Regions from separate parts of the Mus musculus genome. Here all the other regions are linked to region 1. The links are chromatin contacts, found by Hi-C or POLR2A ChIA-PET in ENCODE. All regions are on one chromosome and are shown on one strand. Each heading gives the region's core, a stretch centred on a gene start or an enhancer-like site at or near the end of the contact. The rest is flanking DNA. Distances are from core to core; before and after follow the strand shown.

Evidence for each region. A loop is a pair of places that touch in the nucleus more often than their neighbours do. ChIA-PET counts read pairs that join two places held with the same protein, here RNA polymerase II (POLR2A).
Region 2: POLR2A ChIA-PET joins it to region 1 with 12 read pairs in embryonic stem cell. The contact joins the enhancer-like site here to the promoter of Zc3h11a in region 1. POLR2A ChIA-PET finds 5 or more read pairs at or near these places in 4 of 5 experiments (Patski and embryonic stem cell).
Region 3: POLR2A ChIA-PET joins it to region 1 with 18 read pairs in embryonic stem cell. The contact joins the promoter of Btg2 here to the promoter of Zc3h11a in region 1. POLR2A ChIA-PET finds 5 or more read pairs at or near these places in 4 of 5 experiments (Patski and embryonic stem cell).
Region 4: a loop to region 1 is called in a map of left cerebral cortex, with 3 times the contacts of the local background. The contact joins the enhancer-like site here to the promoter of Zc3h11a in region 1. A Hi-C loop is called at or near these places in 1 of 37 maps with a recorded cell type or tissue (left cerebral cortex). POLR2A ChIA-PET finds 5 or more read pairs at or near these places in 1 of 5 experiments (embryonic stem cell).

The regions. Positions count from the first base shown.
Region 1 is chr1:133,660,094-133,662,731 of GRCm38, reverse strand. Zc3h11a (zinc finger CCCH type containing 11A) reads left to right here and starts at 1,333. Exons shown (of 18, transcript NM_001276767.1): 1 at 1,333-1,495. Zbed6 (zinc finger, BED type containing 6) reads left to right here and starts at 1,847. Exons shown (of 1, transcript NM_001166552.1): 1 at 1,847-2,638.
Region 2 is chr1:134,098,030-134,100,667 of GRCm38, reverse strand. No RefSeq gene overlaps it. Among named protein-coding and RNA genes, the nearest start is that of Gm32039, 4.2 kb to the right of the region's middle. Within about 2 kb of position 1,313, at least 3 of the 3 ENCODE cell types and tissues checked have a DNase peak (open chromatin) inside an H3K27ac peak, as active enhancers do.
Region 3 is chr1:134,077,802-134,080,439 of GRCm38, reverse strand. It overlaps Btg2 (BTG anti-proliferation factor 2), which reads left to right and starts at 1,285. Exons shown (of 2, transcript NM_007570.2): 1 at 1,285-1,528. The coding sequence starts at 1,387.
Region 4 is chr1:134,044,782-134,047,419 of GRCm38, reverse strand. It overlaps Fmod (fibromodulin), which reads right to left. Exons shown (of 3, transcript NM_021355.4): 3 at 1-946. The coding sequence ends at 795. Among named protein-coding and RNA genes, the nearest start is that of Fmod, 8.8 kb to the right of the region's middle. Within about 2 kb of position 1,324, at least 1 of the 3 ENCODE cell types and tissues checked has a DNase peak (open chromatin) inside an H3K27ac peak, as active enhancers do.

The DNA of each region.
Region 1 (2,638 bases), core at 84-2,583:
ATTTCTGAATTCAAGGCCAACCTGGTCTACAAAGTGACTTCCAGGACAGCCAGGGCCACACAGAGAAACCCTGTCTTGAAGAAAACAAAAACAAAAACAAAACAAAAAAAAGATTGTTGTCTGATGGGTGTTCCTGTCACAGTATACTTTTAAATGTCAGAGGACAACTTTATGGGTTTTGGGGATGGAATTGAGGCATACATGGAAAGTGCTTTACATACTGCACGATCTTGTAACTTTCTTATCAAACATGGATTATTTTTCTAACACACGTTGTTTTAAGAAAACAAACAAATGGGCTGGAGAGAAGGCTCAGTGGTTAAGAGCACTGACTGCTCTTCCAGAGGTCCTGAGTTCAATTCCCAGCAACCACATGGTGGCTCACAACCATCTGTAATAGGATCTGATGCCCTCTTCTGGTGTGTCTGAAGACAGCTTCAGTGTACTCATATAAAATAAATAAACCTTAAAAAAGAAAGAAAGAAAAAAAGAAAGAAAGAAGGAAGGAGAGAAAGAAAGAAGGAAGGAAGGAGAGAAAGAAAGAAAGAAAGAAAGAAAGAAAGAAAGAAAGAAAGGAAGAAAGAAAGAAAGAAAGAAAGACAGACAAAACTAGCCAGGCATGGTAGCAGATGCCTGTGGCACTAGCACTCAAGGAGAGGAAGAATTGCTAAAGATTGGAGGCTAGCCTGGTCTACAGAGCAAGTTCCAGGTTAGGAGTTCATAGTATATCTGTCTCAAAAGCCAAAACAAACAAACAGATAAATGTGATTAAGTAAAGGAAAGCATCCAGAGCAGAACTTCTGCTATGGAAGTCCTTCAACTTTGCAAGAGAAAAGTAGTTTTTGTTTTTGTTTTTGTTTTTGTTTTTGTTTTGTTTTGTGATACAGGACTCTCTAAATAGTCCTGGCTGTTTTGGAACTCACTATATAGATCTGGGTGTTCTCAAACTCACAGAGACTTGCTTGCCTCTGCTTCTTAAGTGCTGCCACAACAGGTCAGTTAGTTCGGAGCTAATTTTTAATTAAATGTCTATCAGGTTTGGAAGGCTCATTATACACACTCTGGTTAACATAAATTGAATGTTTGGTATCTGGTAGACAGGTTTCTTGCTTCTCTCCTTGATTTTACAACAAAACAAAACTTTCGTGAAGAATAATTTTCTGATAGGCATCCGGGTCCACAGAAAGAAATTCCGGTCCCCGTGCCTCCGTGACACGTGACCCTATGACCCAAGAAGCCATTTTAAGGCTGGCCTCATAGAGGAAACTACAACTCCCAGAATGCCTGCGCTTTGCGTCGTGCTGGCACTTTCACTGGCCCAGCCTTAAAGGCGAGCCTGTAGCCGGGCGCCATCTTTGACGCTGGCAGTCCTGGGTTTCTGCTTGTTCGGCTGCTGTGAGGACGGCGGGCGACCGCAGCTAAGAAAAGAGAAAGACGTGGCAGCACGCGGGAGTCGGAGACATTGTCATCGGTTCGGTAAAGTTTCTGTTCTCTGGTAACTAGACCCATTTTTTGATTCCCGGGTGACTTGGGGCCTGGGAGGGAGAAGAGGGCGAGGGGAGTGGCAGCGGCCTCCCCTCGCCCGACTTTCGGCCTAGCCCGGGAAGTCTGAACCGGGCCCATCAGCACGGCAGCTACCCGGACTCCCGCCGGCGGCCCCGGCCTGCTGGGCTCCTAGGCAGACTTCAGCTCACTTTCCCACCCTCCCTGCCCCCACCCGCTCCGCCCCACCCCCACGGCGCCTGCTCCCTTACTTACCAACCTCTTCCCCCTCCCCCCACATCCGGTGTTCCCGAACCGGGATTCCCGGGTAGCCCCGGAAAAGCGACTGTTTCGGACCCCCGGAGGGGGAACTGACACTAGGTTGCTCTCTTCCGGGAATCAGTTTCTTTAGTTAGCTGGCCCTCCCTCCCGAGATCAGATCAAGTGCCTGGACCCGACTTTACCTCCTCGCCTTCCTCTCTAGGGTCCCACTACTTTGGAGGTTTTCTAATATTCCACATACAGAGTCGAATTCTGGTATCCTATTCCCATTCCCTACCCTGATTACTCTCCCGCCCAAGCCTTCATCCTCGAAGTCAAGAGCTACAGGGACTCTTCGTTCTTGTAGGATTGGTGAGATCGTACGAAGAACACCCCTTAGACGCCCATAATCGGTGCGGATCCCCATGGGGAAGGCTCGTTTTGTTGACATCTACCAGGCTTTGGTTCTGAACCCAGAGAAGGCGGCTGTGCAGCTAGTGGTAGCCATGCTTTCGTAGGGTAAACGTGTTGGTATTGAGGGGAGGGGAGGGGGCCCACGGAAAAGGAATGGAAGTGGTTTAAAGCTTATTTTAGTTTGGCTGCTCATAGAATGTCAATTTATGAGTTATTTACAGGTTGTATGTAATGTTGCTTCAGTCTAAAAATATGAACTCTTGATAGAAACCGTAAATGAAGAATATAGCTTGTTACCTTGTTTTGAAATTTTATTTCCAGTTAATTTTTCTTCAGCCACCTATAGTTTTCAAAATATCAGAACAGAAAGGGCACAGCTAGCGCTTACTGCTAATGCCTAGTATGTGGAATCTGATTTAGCTGGCCGGAATTGACTTTTTAGGTTGTATTGGCAAGTCAGTCTTAAATGATGACTGTTGAG
Region 2 (2,638 bases), core at 64-2,563, 440 kb before region 1:
GCTACTCACTCACAGAATGTGTGGAGCCTAGGTGAGGCTCTCTCTTCATCCAGCAATGCCCCCCCCCCCAATTTAAAGTAGCCACGACTCTGCAGCTCTCTCTCACCAGGAGGTTTACCTGAGCTGCCCTGCCAAACCTCCTCTGCTCTAGATCCTAAGGACCCAGTGGTCAGCACCATCATGGTAGTATTTGGTGGCTAGCCAGGCCACTGTGTTGCTCATGAGCCGTTCACAGGTGTCCTTGCGTTCTCAGGAAGCCCACCTGTTTGCTGATGGAATAAAGCCTCGTCTTTAGTTTCCTAGGTCAGCGCCTAAGCCTGGACATTTCTCGATGAGTCTTTGTGACCTTTAGAGAAAACCCACGGGGCACAGCTGTCCGTGTTCAGGTCTGGGATCATGCTAGGGCCTAGAAGGGCTCGCGTGACAGGGTTCCTTTAAAGTTCCTTTACCCTGGATGGAGGATGAGAAACCATACAGCAACAGGCATTTGTAGCAGTTAATATTTATTGAGGTTTTACTCCATGCTGGTCCAAGCATTCCACATGAGTTAGCTCACTGAATATTCACGGGTCACTGGGGCAAGGACTACTATTATACATACCACATGCAGCCCACGGGCCTGCGCTGTGTGGGAGAGGTGGTGATGGAGCAGGTGTTGGGTGAACAGGCATGAGACAAGATGATGAGCAAAGGGGACAGAGTGGCCTAAGAGACCCAGGGATATTCAAGAAGAGCATGTGCCCACAGTCCTGACACCTCAGCGTCAGACTTTCCCGGGACTTAGGAATGTCTGTTGGGATTTTCCAGTCTCTAGTCCAACCTCCCCAAACACAACATAGCAAAAGGCCAGGTGTTAGGAATGGTCTGTCCAGTGTGCTGGCCAGTTTTGATCCATTCAGCCAGACTTCTCCACCGTCTGAATTGGAGTGAAAAAGCTTAAATCACCTGACCCATCACTTAGACTCGAGCTTCACGGGTGAACTGGGAGAGGCCCTCGGCCGTCTTTCATTTTAACCCTCATAAGAATGGCAGACAGCAGGGCAGGGTGATATCATTCTGACTTTCTTTCCTGCCGGTCTCCCCTTCCCAAGCCTCAGTCTCCCAGTTAGGAACTGCTCCTGCCAGCTTCCCTCCACAGGTCTCATCGGTGAGTGACAGTCAGTGGTCAGTGAGACACTTCGGCTGGAATGTTGATCTGTAAGCGGAGGAAACTGGTAGGACGGGAGAAAGTCCGGAGAAAGCCGCTAGAGAAACCTGAGCTGGAAGCCAATGAGCTGCCAGTATGGAGGCTGAGCCATTAGACGAGCAGCCAATGAGCTACCGGTATGGAGGCTGGGCCATTAGACAAGTTTTGTAAATAACATCCGGCTTGTGTTTAGAACCGTGATGTTCCATTCCCCAAATAGAACTTGACTCTCTGCGTAAGGCATTCCTCGGGGCCTTGGGGAGCTGCACTAGTCCCTCCCCTAGTTGCTCTGGAGTCAGGACCGGGAGCACAGAGCGGCCCAGCTCAGTCTGGCAGGTTAGTGTGGACTTGTAGTCATTCCATGCAACACTTTGATACTAGAGGCAAGCCAGATGGTGTCTCTTCTCCCAAATACAGGCAGATTTGGTTGCTGAGGGACACCAGAACAGGCTCAATGGACATCTATTTTTAAGTCCCTCCAGACTTCATCCATTACCTTGTGTCTTGGATTTCCCAGGAGGCCCCTGGCAGGGTGTGCACTGGGCACCTGGAATCGACTCCAAGGCAGAGCTGTTGACAGTGTGGTCAGACCCTGACCAAAGTGAGATAGGGCTTTCTGTCCCGTTTGCGTTGTTTCCTGGGCCACCCACACACTGTTTTTAACTCTAAGAACCCCTTCCTGCCCCGGGGAGCAGCAGGGTCACTCTGAGGAGTCTTCCATCTGTCTTCACCATCCCACACTACAGGTCCTTACACAGGAGTAATCTAAACGACTTGGAACTCCAGATAAGATCCTTGCTTCCATTAAACATTGACAAGACCCAGGCCTGGCAACTGAGAGTGCTTGTGTGCAGCGGAACTTCTGGGAGACCATGGCAGCTGGACTATTAAAAATGAATGGGCTCCGACGCCTCCCAGGTTCTGCCTCTCAATGTGGCAGTTCTCCAGTGGCTGGGAGGAGGAGCCAGGAGGGTTCAGAAAGGGCCAGCAGGACCTAGACCTCAAGCGACAGCAGTCTCGGGCATCTGCTCCCTTATATTCCGGCTGGAAAGTATACAGCCTCTCTGTCAGAAAGGAAAGCCTGACCTAGCCCTATAGCATGGCACTCTGAGCTGAAATTCAAAAGCTGCTTCTTGGGTACTCAAAAGGTTCATATAACCTGGTGTGTGGCAGCACTTGAAAGCTGAGGCAGGAGGATTGAGAGTTCAAGGCCAGTCTGGGCAGCATGGTCTGACTGCCTCAAGGAAGGAAGGACAGTGGGAGCAGCTTGTGGTGTTTGGAGCCTGCAGCCTCCGCGTTCAGGAAGCGGAGGTAGAAGTACTGCGCAAGGTTCAAACCCACAAGGAGTTACTGGGTTAAGTGTGAATTCCTGACCAGCCTAGGCTAGCCTGAGTCACAAATAAACAAACACAAACTTCAAAACCTGCCCTCCTCCCCCGAGATCTTGATTTT
Region 3 (2,638 bases), core at 36-2,535, 420 kb before region 1:
GACCAGGTCTGAGGAAGCAAAAAGAGGGTCTGGGTGCTATAGGGACAGTGATCAGTAGCTTTGTCTGAAAGGGGGAACAGGGAGGGAGGTAGCTTTAGAGGGAGCACTAGACATTTAGAGGGAGGGATAGAGCATGTGGGAAAAGGGACAGAAGTATTGATGGGAAGTCCACTGAAGAAAAACAAGCAGCAAAACAGACAGTGGAGAGAAAAGGGAAGAGGGAAATGGGGTAGGGTGGATACAGAGGATCCAGGTAGGGAAGCTGGTGGCTCAGACCAGGGATACAGGGAGAGAAGCCTGGCTTAGAACTCAGGGAAAACAGGATTTTACACAAGCCATGGCGCTAAATTCAGGCCCCATCCTGTGCAGGGCTCAGAGATGTGGGTGACAAGTTGCCCCACTCAGTAGTCTGCCTAGCTTCCTGGCACCAGTCCCTGAGCCCCTGCGTGTAGACAAGCCAGACCTGAAGCCTTTCCTCTGGGGAGCTAGTGTTTACAAAAGCCTCAGTGCACAAAAAGGAAGGAAAACAATCAGGGAAGAGGGAGGGGCAGGGAACTGATGGAAAACTTTGTACAATTCACACCAGATTACTTAAACACACACACACACACACACACACACACACACACACACACACACACACACACACACACAGACACTGCCATTTAAAGGAAAGTGAGTGCTGGAAAAATAACCCTACGGACAGAAAATACTCTCCTCGACACTCCTCCCACCAAACAGTGAGAGCTGATTACTTTTAGGCAATTACAGAAGAGGAAGAGCAGAATTTGTTGGGGGAGGTGGAATTATTATGGAAGCAAAAAGAATACAATCCCCATTGCTGAAAACACGAGGAACCCGTTTTGATCAGCTGGGGGGATGAGTGGCAGAGATGTTCAGGTAGGGGGGTGAACGGCTCTGTCAGTGTCTGTCAGGAGACATGGGAGAAATAACATCGGCGAGGGCATCCTGGAGGAGGCAGCAGGCAACCTGGGTTTTGGCGCTGTGCAGAGACGACGTCCGGGCATGCCCGGTGTAGCGCGCTTCCTCTGCCCAGGTCCAAGGCCCTCTCCCGCCTGCCTCCCACAGCACGGGAGTCCGGTGCTTGTTCCCAATAATGACGTCAGTGAGCGATGACCTCAGCGCCTGGGAGGCGCGGGCGAGCTGGCGGGCGGGGCGGAGAGGGGCGGGCGCAGGCGGAGGGGAGAGGCGAGACACCGGAGGGGCACGCCCCCATCCGCCAGCGTCGGCCAATGGGCGCCACCGACGGCTCCCCGCCTCCCCGAGTGGTATGAAAGGCGCAGCCCGGGGAAAGTCCGGGCAGAGCCCGAGAGGTGGCCAGACCGTCATCATCGTTCTAATACAGCTACTTCCTCAGCCACCGGTATGAGCCACGGGAAGAGAACCGACATGCTCCCGGAGATCGCCGCCGCCGTGGGTTTCCTCTCCAGTCTCCTGAGGACTCGGGGCTGCGTGAGCGAGCAGAGACTCAAGGTTTTCAGTAGGGCGCTCCAGGACGCACTGACCGGTGAGCACACGTCGGGGTCTTGGAACCACTCGGGCGCGGCCACTTCTTGCCTGGGGTGTCTTTATCACTGTTCTGTGACGGGGACCCCTACGCGAACAACTCCGGGTCTCAGATGTCTTTCTCTAATTAATCTCTGAGGCCACTGATGGTCCTCTGTCCCTTCGGTTAAGTCCCCGTCTCCCAGCCCTCCAGTCCCCGCCTCGCTCCCGAGGCTCCGACCCTCTTCCTTGAGTACATTCTGAGACCCTGACAACACCATGAGAAAAGTCAGTGTGTGTGTGTATTCAGAGTCCGAGCTCACCCTTATCTCCGAATCTTGGAGAACAACAGACCCTCAGGGGATGTGAAGCCAGGCCAAGCTGTGCGACTTTTATGCGCAATTGAACTTTCTAGACAACTCTTGAGTCCTAGCCACTGTTGCTGTATAGTCCTGAGCCTGTCATCATACAGGCCCATTCTGCCGCGTGTTTACCCGCTGCAAGTTGTAATCTGGGCCCCCTTTGTATTTTTTCTTTTTTGGTCCCTCTTCACCATCTGCCACCTATTGTAGTACAGAAAAGAGCCTGGTAGCCTAGCCAACTGCGAGGGCGGGGAGGGGGTGTGTGTGTTATGGAGGCAGGGTGTGAGGGACGGAGGTGGAGGAGTGATAAGCCACCCTTTAGCCTCTGTCCGCAGCTGTTATAACTGGTTGGTTGCCTTGGGCTGCGATAGCCATCTCTCAACATGTTGGCACAGATCTGAGGACCAACAGCTGTTTCATCAAAACAAAACCATTTTTTATCCCCTTACCTTTGCTAAAGATCTCAAAACTCTTCTGATGCGGAAGGGATGAGAGGCCTTGTGACTTGTTGGGCAACCAACAACATTGGCCGCTTACCTACCGGCTTTGAAATTTCAGTGCCTTGGTCGTCAGAGGCCCTGCCGGTTCTTGCTAGCCCTTCCTGCCTTAAACAGGATTGTGCCAAAAATATCCATGACCACCATAGAGCATCTACCTGAAAGCTCTGGGGCTGCTTTCCAGTGTACAAAAACTTGGAAAGGACCCAGGAATCTTTCTAAGTGGCAGGGGGAGTTTAAGGAGAGGCTCTTAAATACTGTCGCTGAGAAGAG
Region 4 (2,638 bases), core at 75-2,574, 380 kb before region 1:
CTTCGATACTAAAAGCCCAAGAAGGGGTGCAGATCATGTTGTGTCAGATGAAACTGGAAAGGGGGCTGCCCCTTCAGTTCTGCTATCCTGAGGTGTGTCTCTTCCCCATCTTACTATGGATACTGATAATGACCACTGGACACTTCCCTCCTCTGATAGATCCTCCATTATAGAGTCGGTTATCCCCTATGTTAACAGCTCATCATTATGGTGTTCAATATGGTGACTTTAAACAGGTGAGGTGGGGGTAAGTGTGTGATTTTAGCCATCCGTTTAGCCTCAGATAAGAGTGTGCCCTTAGGGTGTGGGTGTCTCCTGACTGCCTAAGACATTAGAAGAGGCCCCAGTGAAAGAGGGCAGAGAGGGTGAGCTGGGGCTGGGAGGAGGTGACTGGGCAAGAGGTGTGTTGTGATGTTTTGAGGAGCAAAGAGCAGGAGCCCAGAGCAACTGCAGAAGCAGCTGGCCATGCTGTTGAGCACAGCTCAAAAAAGGTCAAATTGGAACTGGTTATATGCTACTGTCCAAGCAAGAAGATTTTGGGGCTAGACTCTATAGCTATATTTCTTTTACCACCAAATTCATCCCCCTGCAGAAACTGGCCTGGCCCCTGATCCCACCTAACTCTGCCTGTTGGAAGGAGATTGAATAAGATCCTGTGGACTTCTGTCACATGCGTGTCCCAGACCATCCAGCAAAAGCCAAACATGCAGCGGGGTGGCAGGGCATGTACCCCGAGCCCGGTGCACGGTGCACGGTACTCGGAGCCCGGAGCCAGGAGCCCAAGGCGAGGCCCCTCAGATCTCGATGAGGTTGGCGAGGCGCAGGCAGAGTGGGGCGTCCACCGGCATTGCGCTGCGCTTGATCTCGTTCCCATCCAGGCGTAGCACCTGCAGCTTGGAGAAGTTCATGACGTCCACCACCGTGCAGAAGCTGCTGATGGAGAACTCTGGCGGGACAAAAAGGGAGGGCGGGTGGGAGAAGCTCAGCTTAGGAAACAGATACAAAATGGGCACAGAGGGCCCCTTTGAATCCGCTGAAATAAAGAATAAAGACTGGGGTGGGGGTGGAGTGGAAGAGTTGAACGGGGGGGGGGGGGTGGTGCTAAAGTATTGGAGTCAGACGGATTGGCACCGTTGGGGACCATGCTGGGAACAGAGCACGCTGGGGAGGTGTGAGCCTCCCCAGCTCAACCTCTTACCCCCCTAATTCCCACCCCCTGCTTTGCTCCCCAAATGTCCCGGATGTCCTTCCCACCGGGCCTTGTTTTTTCCCCCTGTGGGCAGCAGGGGGAAGCAGAGGGTAGGTGGAGCTCACAGCTTCTCTAAAGGTTTGGCTGCTCCTGGAAGGACCGCTTTGCTGATGGCGGCACACTGCAAGAAGGCCACTCCAGGAATAGGGTACACTATTTTTGAACATTTCCTGTCATTTTGCAGGTACGGAAAGTAGTAGGACGTGAAAGAGAGAAATCCTGGCCTTAGAGCTGAGTGTCTGGGTGCCAGAGCCTTCAGGGGACTGGAAGGGGAGAGCAGGCTAGAAATGCCAAAGTCAAATAAATAGCCAGGCATGCTGGCAGAAGCCCTTTAGCCTCACTAGGCAGGCAGAGGCAAGCAGATCTCTGTGAGTTCGAGGGCAATCTGAACTACACAGTGAGTTCCAGGACAGCCAGCGTTACACAGAGAGACCCTATCTCAAAAAAAAAAATCCTAAACCAAACAAAATCAAATAATCCCCCTGCCTCCTTGTACGATCACATAGGCCTTTTTTACTTCGGGAGACAGGGTCTCATATAGTTCAGACTGCTCTTAAACTTACTATGTAGCTAAGTACAGCCTTAGACTCCAGATCCTCCTGTGTGACCTCCTGAGTGTGGGCTATCACAGCCAGCATGTACCACCACACCTTGTAGTCTGCCTCTTTTATTTAGTTTTTTTTCCTTTTCAGTTTTCATGTGTATGTGGTGTGCACATGTATATAGCATGTTTGTATGTTCTGCAACACCTGTGTATGTGGGCATGTATGCATGTGAGGCCTAAGGCTACGTCAGGGTTCCTCATCAATGCTTTCCCTCACTGAGCTAAGGACATTCAGTCAAACCCAGAGCTTGCTGGAATCTCTACTCTCGGTAAGTAGCTATCTTGCCTTAGGAATCATCTGTCTTCCGAGGTTAGAACTACAGGCAAGCTGTCACCACCACCAGGGGAATGTTCCAGCTTCTGCAGCCTGTCCCCTAACTCCCCACTTCCACGGGCCCTTCAAGGGCCCTGAGTGCCCTTGGGTATCCTTCCCACAAGACCCCGTAGGTTCTGAGGATTTGAACTTTAAACTTGGGGGTAGGTGGAGACAGGGACAGAGCCATCCCCCTAGGCTGTGGTCTCTTTTTTACTCTCAGAAGTCTCTGGGGACTCTTTTGTAGAGGAGTTCCCCTAAGCCATGAAATAGATGTTCTAGTTTTGGGTCATCTCAACACAAGGCTTCGCACAGCTGTCTCTGTTGTCCTCTTGGATGACACCACCGTCTACCCTCAGTAACTTGAAAGGAAAAGAAGACATTCAAAATCCCAGTTCAAACTCCAAAAGCGACAACAGAAGTTCACACCGGAAGCCATCAGGGCTGCCTTCCTTCTACTTGGCTCCCTAGA